2 separate regions of the Homo sapiens genome follow, and region 1 is linked to region 2. A link is a contact called in ENCODE Hi-C or POLR2A ChIA-PET data. All regions are on one chromosome and are shown on one strand. Each heading gives the region's core, a stretch centred on a gene start or an enhancer-like site at or near the end of the contact. The rest is flanking DNA. Distances are from core to core; before and after follow the strand shown.

Region 1 (4,972 bases), core at 667-3,166, 250 kb before region 2:
CAGGGGAGAGGGGTGTGGTGACTCAGTCAGGAATAAAAAAATGCAAGCTGACACAAGTGGAGGAAGAAGGCAGACAGGAGGGAAGATGGTGACACATGACAGGAGCAACAAGAAGGGCAGATGGGGACACAGGTGCAGGAGGAGAAACAGGGGTCTACGGGGTACAGTCAGGCAAGGGGTAAGATGGAGATGCAGACACACAAACCCAAGGAACGGAAAATGGAAAGGCAGGGAGAGGGAGGAAGAAAGAGAGGAACAGGAGAGAGAGGGAGAGAGAGAGAGAGGAATGCAGACAGGAGGAAAAATGAAGACACAAAAAGGAGGCAAGGAAATGGATAAAACCGAGGGGGAATGGGCTGAAGGGAAGGGGGAGACCCCGGCAGAAATGGAGAAATGGGGGCGCAGACAGACGGGAAGAGTGAGGTTGGAGTGCCTTTCCCGCGCTCATCTTCCGTCCCCACTCCACGCCCAGCAAATCCAAACACCGCGGCCTCTGGTGTCCCGGTCTCCACTTTCCCCTGAGGGGCATGGGCGTCTCCTCCTCCGCCCAGCCGGGGCGCTGAGCGGCGGTAACAGCGGCGGTGGCTTTGTGGTCCCGGGGGGTCCGAGTGTGTGTCAGGGGCTGGGGCGGGGGATGGGCGCGGCCCCTGGGTATCCCTAGCGGTCCAGGTTCATAGTCCAGTGCTTGGTTCCGGCCGCGCAGCTGTCCCTGGCGGCCGAGGAGGCGGCGGGCGCGCCCCCGCTCGGTGGGCCCCCGCCGCTGGCGGCGGCCTCGCCCTCGTTCTTGAGGTCTTGAAAGACCTGCGTGAAGAAGTGGGGGTCGGCGTTGAGCCGCAGCATCTGCGGGCTGAGCCGCTGGATGAGGCGCAGGCAGCGCTGCCAGAAGCGCTCCTTGTCGGGCTCCACGAGGAAGGGCTTGAGTGGGTAGGAGATCTCGTTGCCCATGTAGGAGTAGGCGAGGTAGAGGCAGGTGAGGAAGGCGGCCTGCAGCTCGGCGGCCGACGCCAGCTCGTCCCCACGCAGCGACTCGCGGCACAGCAGGTACACGAACACCAGGTTTGCAGGCGTAATGAAGGCCTGGTCTTGCCAGCCCTGCAGCAGCAGCGAGCGGTCCACACCGCGGAACCAGCCCACCAGCTCGCCCGGGCTCAGCTCCTTGAGGCGATAGCAGCGTCGGCACACGAAGTCGCCCAGACAGCGCAGCAGCTCGCCGGTGGACGCCTGCACGATGACCCGCCGCGGCGAGCCGCCAGGCACCGGCGGCGCCACCTGCGGGGCTGGGGGAGGCGGCGGCGGAGGCTTTCCCCCGCCCGAGCCCGGCGGCTGAGCGGCCGCGCTGCCCCCCGACGGTGGCTCGCAGGTGGCGGCAGCCGCGGGCACGGTGGGCACTGGCACCGCCAGGGGCTTGGCGGTGCCGCCGCCGTCGGGGGGATCCCGGCCCTTGCGGAGAAGGTTCTCGCGGTTGCGTTGCTGGACCAGGGGGTCGGGGCCCGTGGATGCCGGCTTGGGTGTCACCTTCTTGCTGCCTTTCTTCTTCTTGGCGGACGCGGCCACCAGGCGCTTCCAGGTGAGCGCCGAGATGAGCACGGACGGCCGCTTGAGTCGGCTCTCGCCTTTGCCGCCCTTGCCCACTGGCGGCGCCCCGTAGCCCCCCAGCGCCTCGTCCCCCGCGGGCGGCGCCTTCTTCTTCTCCTCGGGCAGCCCGCCGGGCCTCCGGCCCTTGGCCGAGGAGGCAGGCGAAAGAGACAGCACTGTGCCCATCCTGCAGAGCGGGGCCGGCGCCCAGGCCCCAGCGGGAGCCGCGGGCGGCGCCGCTGCTACTGCAGCCCCGGGGGACCCGGCGGTGGGGGGCCTAGCCCCGGCCCGGGCGCGCGGACTGGCGGGGGAAGGTGGCTGCTAGGCGGCTCCGCTGCTCTAATCCTGAGCTGCGCCAGCTGCAGCGTCAGCCCCACCCCTTGGGCCCCTTTTTTCGTCGCGCCGTGCCCCGCCTCACGCGGCCAATCCGCTCCCGAGTTGCACTCCTGATGGGCAGCTCCAATGACCAATAGACTCTCGCACTTCAATTTCAAGTCCCGCCCCAATCCCCACCCTCCGCCCTGAGTCTTTTCCCTTCCCCCGAGCGGAGGAAGGGGAAGGCGGTGGTCGTCGTTCGAGTGGCCTCCTCAGGGTCAGAGTTGAGAAGGGGTGGTGGCTGCTCCTGCCTCCTCCGGATCCTAGGGCCTGGACCAGCTTGTTCTGATGCACTGGGTCGCGGTAGCAGATAAACCATGGGAACAGCTCTCCTTCCCTCTGCCTTTGAATTTGTGTGGGGGGCCAGTGTGAGCAGTGAGTGCCCTCACCGGATGCCCAGGTCCCAGATGGGTCGCGTTGCACTGGCTCCTCCAATGTGACTGTCAGGTCTGTTTCCTCTTCGCGACCCCACCTCGCCCCCCACCCCCCAGGTCGCTAGGGGGGCTGCAGCAGGCACATTTCTGCCCTGCCTGTTTGGGAGTCCTGGCAGAGCCTTCTTGCAGGTCACAACCCGCCTTCTTGGGGGTTCCAGCTTGAGGGGGAGAGGGGGAGCAGCAAGGTCTCAAATATGCCCCTGAGGCTTCTGCTTGCCGTCCTGATTCTCTGCAACTGAGCCTGTGGGGCAGACCCTTGGCTCTGGTCCCTGGGCAGCTCCTCTCGGTTGGTTGTCCCCACTAACACACACAGATCTCATACTTGGGTGGATGATGGATAAGGTTGGTCCCTGGGGAAACGCTAGAAATTGGATCACTTGGTCTACCCAGTCTTGGATAGTGAACGGAGCCTCCTGTGTGGACGGAAGCCCAAGAGGGTTGGACCAACCTCCAGCCCAGCCCTGGGTCCAGGTTGAGGTGGGTTTCATCATTAAATGCTTCCTGCAGGTAAGGTTCCAGCTGTCCCCACTCCCAGGAGCAAGCTGTTAGGCTGGGTCCTGTCCACTTCTCTCTGGGTCTGTCTGTTACCTCCTGAGTACCCATCAGCCCTTTGCCCTGGATTTTGGACTCCCCAGGCCTTACCTGCAGGTCTTGAGCACAGCTAGTTCTGGACCTATTCTATCTGCCTTGTTAGATCATGTCCACCCTTCTTGGAGCCTGCTCTCTGTGGCTCCCCCAGCACAAGAGCCTTCAGGCTTCTTAAGTAAGTGGACCTTGTAGGTGCATATGGGTTCCATGTGGAGCCAAACCCCTGCCTATGTATTTCAGTAAATTCTAAGGATTGCCCTTGGAGTCACCTCCATGCTCCTCACAGACCGCAAACATAGCTCCAAGGATCCACTGCTGTCAGGGTTGGTTTGTGCATATATGTGTGTGTGTGTGTCACTGCAGATAGGCTGTTCTAGAATCCACTTGGGCTGCAGTTCCAGCTACCAGAGGTACAGAATTTCCCAGCCATTCCACAGCCCCTGGTCACTCACACCCTCCTGGAGGCCTGTGGTCTGCCTGTCTCCATTCCCCTCCTCTTTACCACTGTGCACATGCAGCCTTGTACCTTCTCCCTAACTCAGCACCCAATATGCACTTTTTCAACAGGGTATCTCTGCTCCCTAGGATCTGATCTTTATTTTCTTGCAGCCCAAGCTGACCTTCCCAAACTCATTCTCCTCATAGTTCTTGAAAGTGTTCCCTCTTTTCAGCTCCTGTAATTGGCCCCACTTCCTCCTACAAGGTGTTCTGAGTCACTCTTTATCTGCCAACCAAGGAATAGTCAGTTCACCGGTAGTTAAGGACAAGCCCTGTAGAGACTGAGTTGCACTGGCGGAAACACTGGGCATGTGGATCTAAATGGCACATGAGTCCTTCCAGCGCTGCTCCCAGGAGTCCCTCACTGGCATAAGGCCTATTGTTAAGGTCATTTAGGACCACGTCTTCTAAGCAGCACCCACAGAGTGTCACCACTGTGGTACCCTATTCCCGGCCCAGCTCTGACCTCCTATTGTCCTCTTGGTCAGAACCAAGAATTTCCTCCTCTGCTTCAGGGACCCCAAAGCAGGTGCCTCAGAGGGTCCTACTCCCCTTCCTCACTTTCCACCTTGCTCTGCCTCCAACCCTGTTTCTGGCTCACATGCTCCCCACCCTCCTGCTCTGGTTATCTCTCCAGAATCTCTGAGCTCCTTCCACTGGGCCAGAACCCTCTCTCAGAATGTCAAGCTCTTGAACTCCCACCTCCTCCAAGAAGCTTTTTTGATAGATTGGAAGGGACCTAATACTCTTTCTGACTTCAGCCTTTCCAGCCTTTTCCCATCAGCAACAGTGGCTACATAACAACTTGGTTAAGGGCTGGGCTCTGGGTCTAAGATGTGCAAGATGGATATGGATGGAATTTTAAAGACAAGCAGACAAGCTAATCAAAGAGATCCAGAAAGAGTAACAACATTGCTGTTGTATATAAGCCGGTGGCATTGAGAGCTGAGAGGGAGGGTTATTATGTTTCTGCAGGGGGAGCCCAAGGGGAATAAGCCTAGTGAAACCAGAAAGACTTCATGGAGGAGGTGGGCTTCATAGAAGGTTGGTGGCTTTCCCACATTTGCAAGTGTACTCTTCTGGTTAGGTTATGTTTGGGTTCATATTCTGAGATTCATCTATCTTCATTATAATAGTATCTCTGTGTTGCTTCTCATCTCTCCATCTCCCTTATGTTCCTCTGGGGCAGTGCTGGTTGTGTCAGACTTCCTTAGATGGGAAAGCCCCTGAGGCCAGTCTCCTTGTCTGTCTTCATTGCTCTGTAGGTTACCTAGAACAGTGCCTATTCAGATTACTGGTTATTCCTGAAGGTTCTTTAAGGCAAATACTCTAGGCCCAGACCAAGAACTGGAGGGCCTAGACTGAGGTTTTAGCCTGGATAGGATCTGGCCTTATTGATGAGTGCATCCCATCAGATTCACCAGAGATGCTCCTCTCACTCACCCAACCTGGGCAGGTGGGCCCCATCTTTTAAGAGAACATCTCCGGACAATGCTGCTCAC
Region 2 (5,083 bases), core at 2,453-4,952:
GCCAGAAGAAAAGGTAAGAAGTAAAAGGCATTAAAGGAAAAGCTTTTCTCTGTAATTTACTGACTTTTGGTGATTTACCAAAGCACCTGATCACAGGCTAAAATTCAGACACTATGATCAGACAATTCCAAGGTCATAGAAGGAATCTAGTGAGAAAGCTAAATCCAACTCCAAAACATGAGTATCAGATGGATTCTGAAGTTAAGGCTTCATCTAGATACAGATTTTCAGCAAATGACAACTTCCTATTCACACATTCATTTCTGCATTTGGTTATGTATTCTCTCTGTCCCCTTCTTCCTTCCTCTTTGCTCTACCCATCCTTTCAATGCTGGTGTTGCTCTGAGTTCAGACTTCTCACTTTGCCTGGCACACAGTGAGCACTCAACAAGTGGCAGCTGCCATTATTACCTCTCTCCCAGAGCAATCCCTTCCACGTCACGGCTTCAACCACCTCCTATATTCTCAACTCTATCATCACCCAGGCCTCTCTTGTGAGCTCCAGACCTACAGAATGAACTCCTGGGCCTTTCTACCTGGATGTGCTGCTGCATCACCACCCACATGGTCACTGAAATCAGAAACTTACAATCATTCTACACTGCTCCTTGTCCCATTCTTCTACCTCTATTCTGCCACCAGGTTTTGTCAACACTACCATGGTTAACATCTCTCTAAACCCTCTCCATTTCCACTAGAGCAAACATAAAGCCTTCATCATCTCTAGCCTAGGCCACTATAATAGTTTTCTCATTGGCTCCCTGCCTCCAGTCTAAAATTCTTCCTATTCAACCAACATATTGACACTACAGTAATCTTAAATACAAATCTGACATGATTTTCCTGATAATTATCTTTCTGTGGTTTTCCTGGAACATATTCTTTACATGATTTTACTAATGTATCCCTGAAAGAATTTTTAAAACTATGTGTTCCTTACATATAAGGTAACGTCTAGGCCAGACACAGTAGTTCACTCCTGTAATCCCAGCACTTTGGGAAGCTGAGGCAGGAGGATCACTTGGGCCCAGGAATTTGAGACCAGCCTGGGCAACATAGAGAGACCCCCATCACTACTAAAAATTTTAAAAAATTAGCCAGATGGGTGGCGCATGCCTGTAGTCTCAGCTACTCAGGAGGGTGAGACAGGAGGATGGCTTGAACCCAGGAGTTGGAGTTTACAGTGAGCTATGATCACACCATGGCACTCCAGCCTGGATAACCTCCTGGGCTCAATACATCCTCCCACCTCAGCCTACAAATAGCTGGGACTATAAGAGCACGCTACCATGCTTGGCTAATTTTTACATATTTTTTTTTGTAGAGAAGAGGTTTCGCCATGTTGCCCAGGCTGGTCTCGAATTCCTGGGTCTCAAGCGATCAGCCTGCCTCAGGCTCCCAAAGTGTTGGATTTACAGGTGTGAGCCACAACACCCAGTCTTAAAATAGGTATTAACTATCTTACTGAGTAACACACACCTGAACTAAAAGAAATCTCTTTAAAAATTTTACGCAAGTTTTATCCAAATAACTTAAAAATTCCATTGTCCCAAAAGACATTCCCGTTACATTTAACTGTTGTGTTCTTTTCAGAATATCTTAACAAAGAATACAGTTTACACGAATGGGATTGTGTATTGGCAAGCCTTCTGGGTTGGGAGGTAACTTAAATCACTAAAGGAGGTGTTCCTGAAAATAAATATTTCCAAAGTAGTCCTTATTTGTATCTGAGGACATTTTTACACTCAGGCCAATACACCATATTAAAATTTGGGAAGTGTGAGGGATTTGCCACACACAGCCTCCTACCCTTTTTTTGTAAGGGAAGTTTTAGAAAAAGAGTTCATTGGGGCCGGGCGCGGTGGCTCACACCTGTAATCCCAACATTTTGGGAGGCCGAGGCGGGTGAATCACGAGGTCAGGAGTTTGAGACCAGCCTGGCCAAGATGGTGAAACCCCGTCTCTACTAAAAAATACAAAAAATTAACCGAGCGTGGCAGCATGCGCCTCTAATCCCAGCTACTCCGGAGAATGAGGTAGGAGAATCGCTTGAACCCAGGAGGTGGAAGTTGCAGTGAGCCAAGATCGTGCCATTGCACTCCAGCCTGGGTGACGGAGCAAGACTCTGTCTCAAAAAAAAAAAAAAAAGTTCACTGGGAAGCTGAGGATCTGGAAATGTATTCATGTTAAGCTAGACGTGCAAGTGTATCCCTTGGAAGTCTACAACCCTGATTACTCCAGCTTGAAAACCACTGCTCCAGGGATATAGTTCTAACTCAGCAAAACATCCAAGGCCCTTTGTGATCTAACCCCTATTAACTTCACTCTTTCTATTTGTTACTGGATGGCTCCCTCCAAATCTAGCCCAGGTCTGTCAAACTGTTTCCAGTTCTCTTTTCAGGACTTGCTGTCCCTTTCCTAAAGCCACTGTGTATCTGGAATGTCCTCCCACCTCTCTATTCGCAGAAAACACTTGATAATTTTTCAAGGATTGATTCAGTCCAATATAAGTAGCTGCTAACTTTCTGAGCACAAAGTGGGTGGTTTAAATGCAAACAGTGTCTCAGTATTCAGTGCAAGAAACAGAAGGATGGGATGGAACACTGTCCCAAAGGGTCCCCCAAATGCTAAATCAACAGGTGCTGCAGTTAAAGAATAGGTGATTTGTAGTATCTGAGAAAGCAAAGAAGATTTCATCAAGGAAGGATTAAAATATTTCCGAGATCCAGAATGGGAATGTGAAGACCAGGAGGAATGGCAATAATGTCGTTTTCTAAGTAAGTCCGGATTAAGTATTTCCTGTTCTATCACAGCACACACCACAGTATGGCAAATGCTCGTTTACTTGATTAATAATCTCCTAGACTGTAAATTCCGTGAAAACATGCTTGTCCTATTAGCCACTCTATCCCCTCAATCCCTCCCATTGTACCCAGGCTCATTAAATATTTGTCAATGTTTACTAAAAATTGTTTAGTGAATGATTAAATAAAGGAATTGATGAATGAAGAATTAAATTCCACAGGATCTCAGATCCTGTTTGAATCTGTGGAGTTTAGGAACGTATTCTTCTACAGATACTGAGGATGGAGAAGTGAAAAAGCAGATATCCATGTTAAATTCGGCCCTGGAGCCTGCGAGGAGCTTGGGCTCACACCCAGAGGGAATTTAAACCTCAGCGCGGCAGGACAGAGGAAGCTCGGAGGCCATAACTAGGGGATGAGGCAGTGTTCGGGCACCCGGAGGCGAGGCCGACTAAGTTCGCGGGGCGTGGCGGAGAGGAGAAGGGCTCCGAGGAGGCGCGAAGTCCCGGCCGGGTAGGAGGCCGCGGCTCCCTGGCCTCCCGGGGGATGAGAGGTGGCGGGAGGAAGCGGGGCTAGGGTGAGAGTGGCCGGAGGGCTGGGGACCCGCGCGAAAGGACTCAGGTAGAGGGAGGTCGGGAGCGTGGGACCGGCGGAGTGTCTGGGGTCGGCTCCCCTGGCTCCGCAGCCGCACTCACCTAGGGGATCCAGCTTCGCCCCGGCTCGGCACCGGCTCCACGCTACTTCCTCCCTCGGCCTGCTGGGCTACCCGGCAGCCTCAGGCGCCCCTAGCAACCACGCACCGCCACGCGTGACAAGCGCACTCGGCCGCCAGCGCCGCTGCCGCCTGCCACACACCGCGCGCGCCCCCAGCGGACAGACCGAGAGTCTGGAAGAAGAGGGCGGGAGGCAAGCGCGGGGAATCTCGGGGGTTCTGGGGCCTGTAGGGGCGGGTCGTCACCTGACTCGCGCACGCGCAGTCCCTTCAGTGCGGTGGGATCCGGCGAGCGGAATTCTGGGAGATGTAGTCCCGTGGTTAAAGCTCTGAAAGGCTCCATTCGGAGCATCCAGGACTCTCTCTTTCTACTCTAATTCCACCTACTCCCTATGGACTGTTTTCTTTTTTAGAGACAGAATCTCGCTCTGTCGCCCAGGCTGGAGTGCAGCGACGTGATCATAGCTCACTGCGAACTTGAACTCCTGCTCAAGCGATCCGCCCGCCCCCAGCCTTCCGAGTAGCTGGGACTACAGGCACGCCACCATGCTGGGCTATTTTTAAATTTTTTTTCTCAGGACAGGGTCTCACTATGTTACCCAGACTGGTCTTAAACTCTTGGCCTCAAGTGATCCTCCTGCATCAGCCTCCTGGTCGCTGGGATTACAACGGGAGCCCCCACGCCTGGCCTGGACTCTTTGGCCTTGCCTCAATTGAAAATCAAAGGGCCCAGGCTCAGTTGAAGGATTTCTAGAAAAAGCCTTTGAGTTTGACCGCAGGAAAGGGGAGATTGCCCGATTCACTCTGCCTCCCTCTAACCCATCCTTCCCTAACCCCAACCCACCCAGCGGGGCAAAATTAAAACCACCTGCCTGCTTTATGGGCTTCAAGTGTGAACGTTAGGAAATACTGACTCAATTCCTTATCTCGTTAGCTCCCCAGGCAAGCCAGATCGCGCTCCTGCCTCAGATGTCCGTAGACCTGAGAGATTTGGAGATCTAAGAAAGCTGGAAGATGAAAGGATCTTTCCTAGGCAATTGGCTACAGAAATAAAGGGGACAAAGATAAAACTAATCTGATGAAAACAGTCTGGACCAGAGGAAGGATCTCAATAAATAACTTATTTAGTCAACAGTCGTTGATGGATGCTAAAAGTATTAGATAATTTATGGGAGAATTTTACACTGAAGGATGTACACTGAAGATAACCTACATGTACTAATCAATCTTAGATCACGAAACATGGGACAGCTGAGCATTGTTTCTTGATGTGATGCAATTGAACAGAAATATTTATGAAGTATAGCGTATTTTTGTAAAAAAAAAAGTTGAGTGACTCTAATCAAGTTTTGGCTGTAATTTCCAGTTAACAAGAAATAAAGAGAAACAACTGTATAACACTACAAGAAAGCAATCAAACAAATCCAGAATGTGAGCCAATGTACAGAATAAATGACCTCTTCTTCCTTCAACAATTTTAGGGTATAAAAATGAGGAGAGATGTTTTAGATTATAAGAGATTTAAGAAATATATTCAAATGTTGGCCAGGTACAGTGGCTCACACTT

Evidence for each region. Hi-C counts contacts between places; a loop is a spot of excess contacts on that map. ChIA-PET counts read pairs that join two places held with the same protein, here RNA polymerase II (POLR2A). Pooled maps may share reads with other maps.
Region 1: a map of Caco-2 shows a loop between it and region 2 (3-fold over the local background). The contact joins the promoter of CDK5R2 here to the promoter of TTLL4 in region 2. A Hi-C loop is called at or near these places in 1 of 168 maps with a recorded cell type or tissue (Caco-2) and 4 of 50 pooled maps. POLR2A ChIA-PET finds 5 or more read pairs at or near these places in 4 of 52 experiments (PC-3, Panc1, RWPE1 and 1 more).

What each region holds. Positions count from the first base shown.
Region 1 is chr2:218,956,610-218,961,581 of GRCh38, reverse strand. CDK5R2 (cyclin dependent kinase 5 regulatory subunit 2) reads right to left here and starts at 1,916. Exons shown (of 1, transcript NM_003936.5): 1 at 1-1,916. The coding sequence starts at 1,761. The coding sequence ends at 658. RefSeq lists a silencer at 1,664-1,933.
Region 2 is chr2:218,709,454-218,714,536 of GRCh38, reverse strand. It overlaps TTLL4 (tubulin tyrosine ligase like 4), which reads right to left and starts at 3,702. Exons shown (of 20, transcript NM_014640.5): 1 at 3,500-3,702. It overlaps LOC124907983 (a long non-coding RNA gene), which reads left to right and starts at 3,053. Exons shown (of 2, transcript XR_007088089.1): 1 at 3,053-3,317; 2 at 4,451-4,935. RefSeq lists silencers at 3,311-3,360, 3,371-3,420 and an enhancer at 3,801-3,900.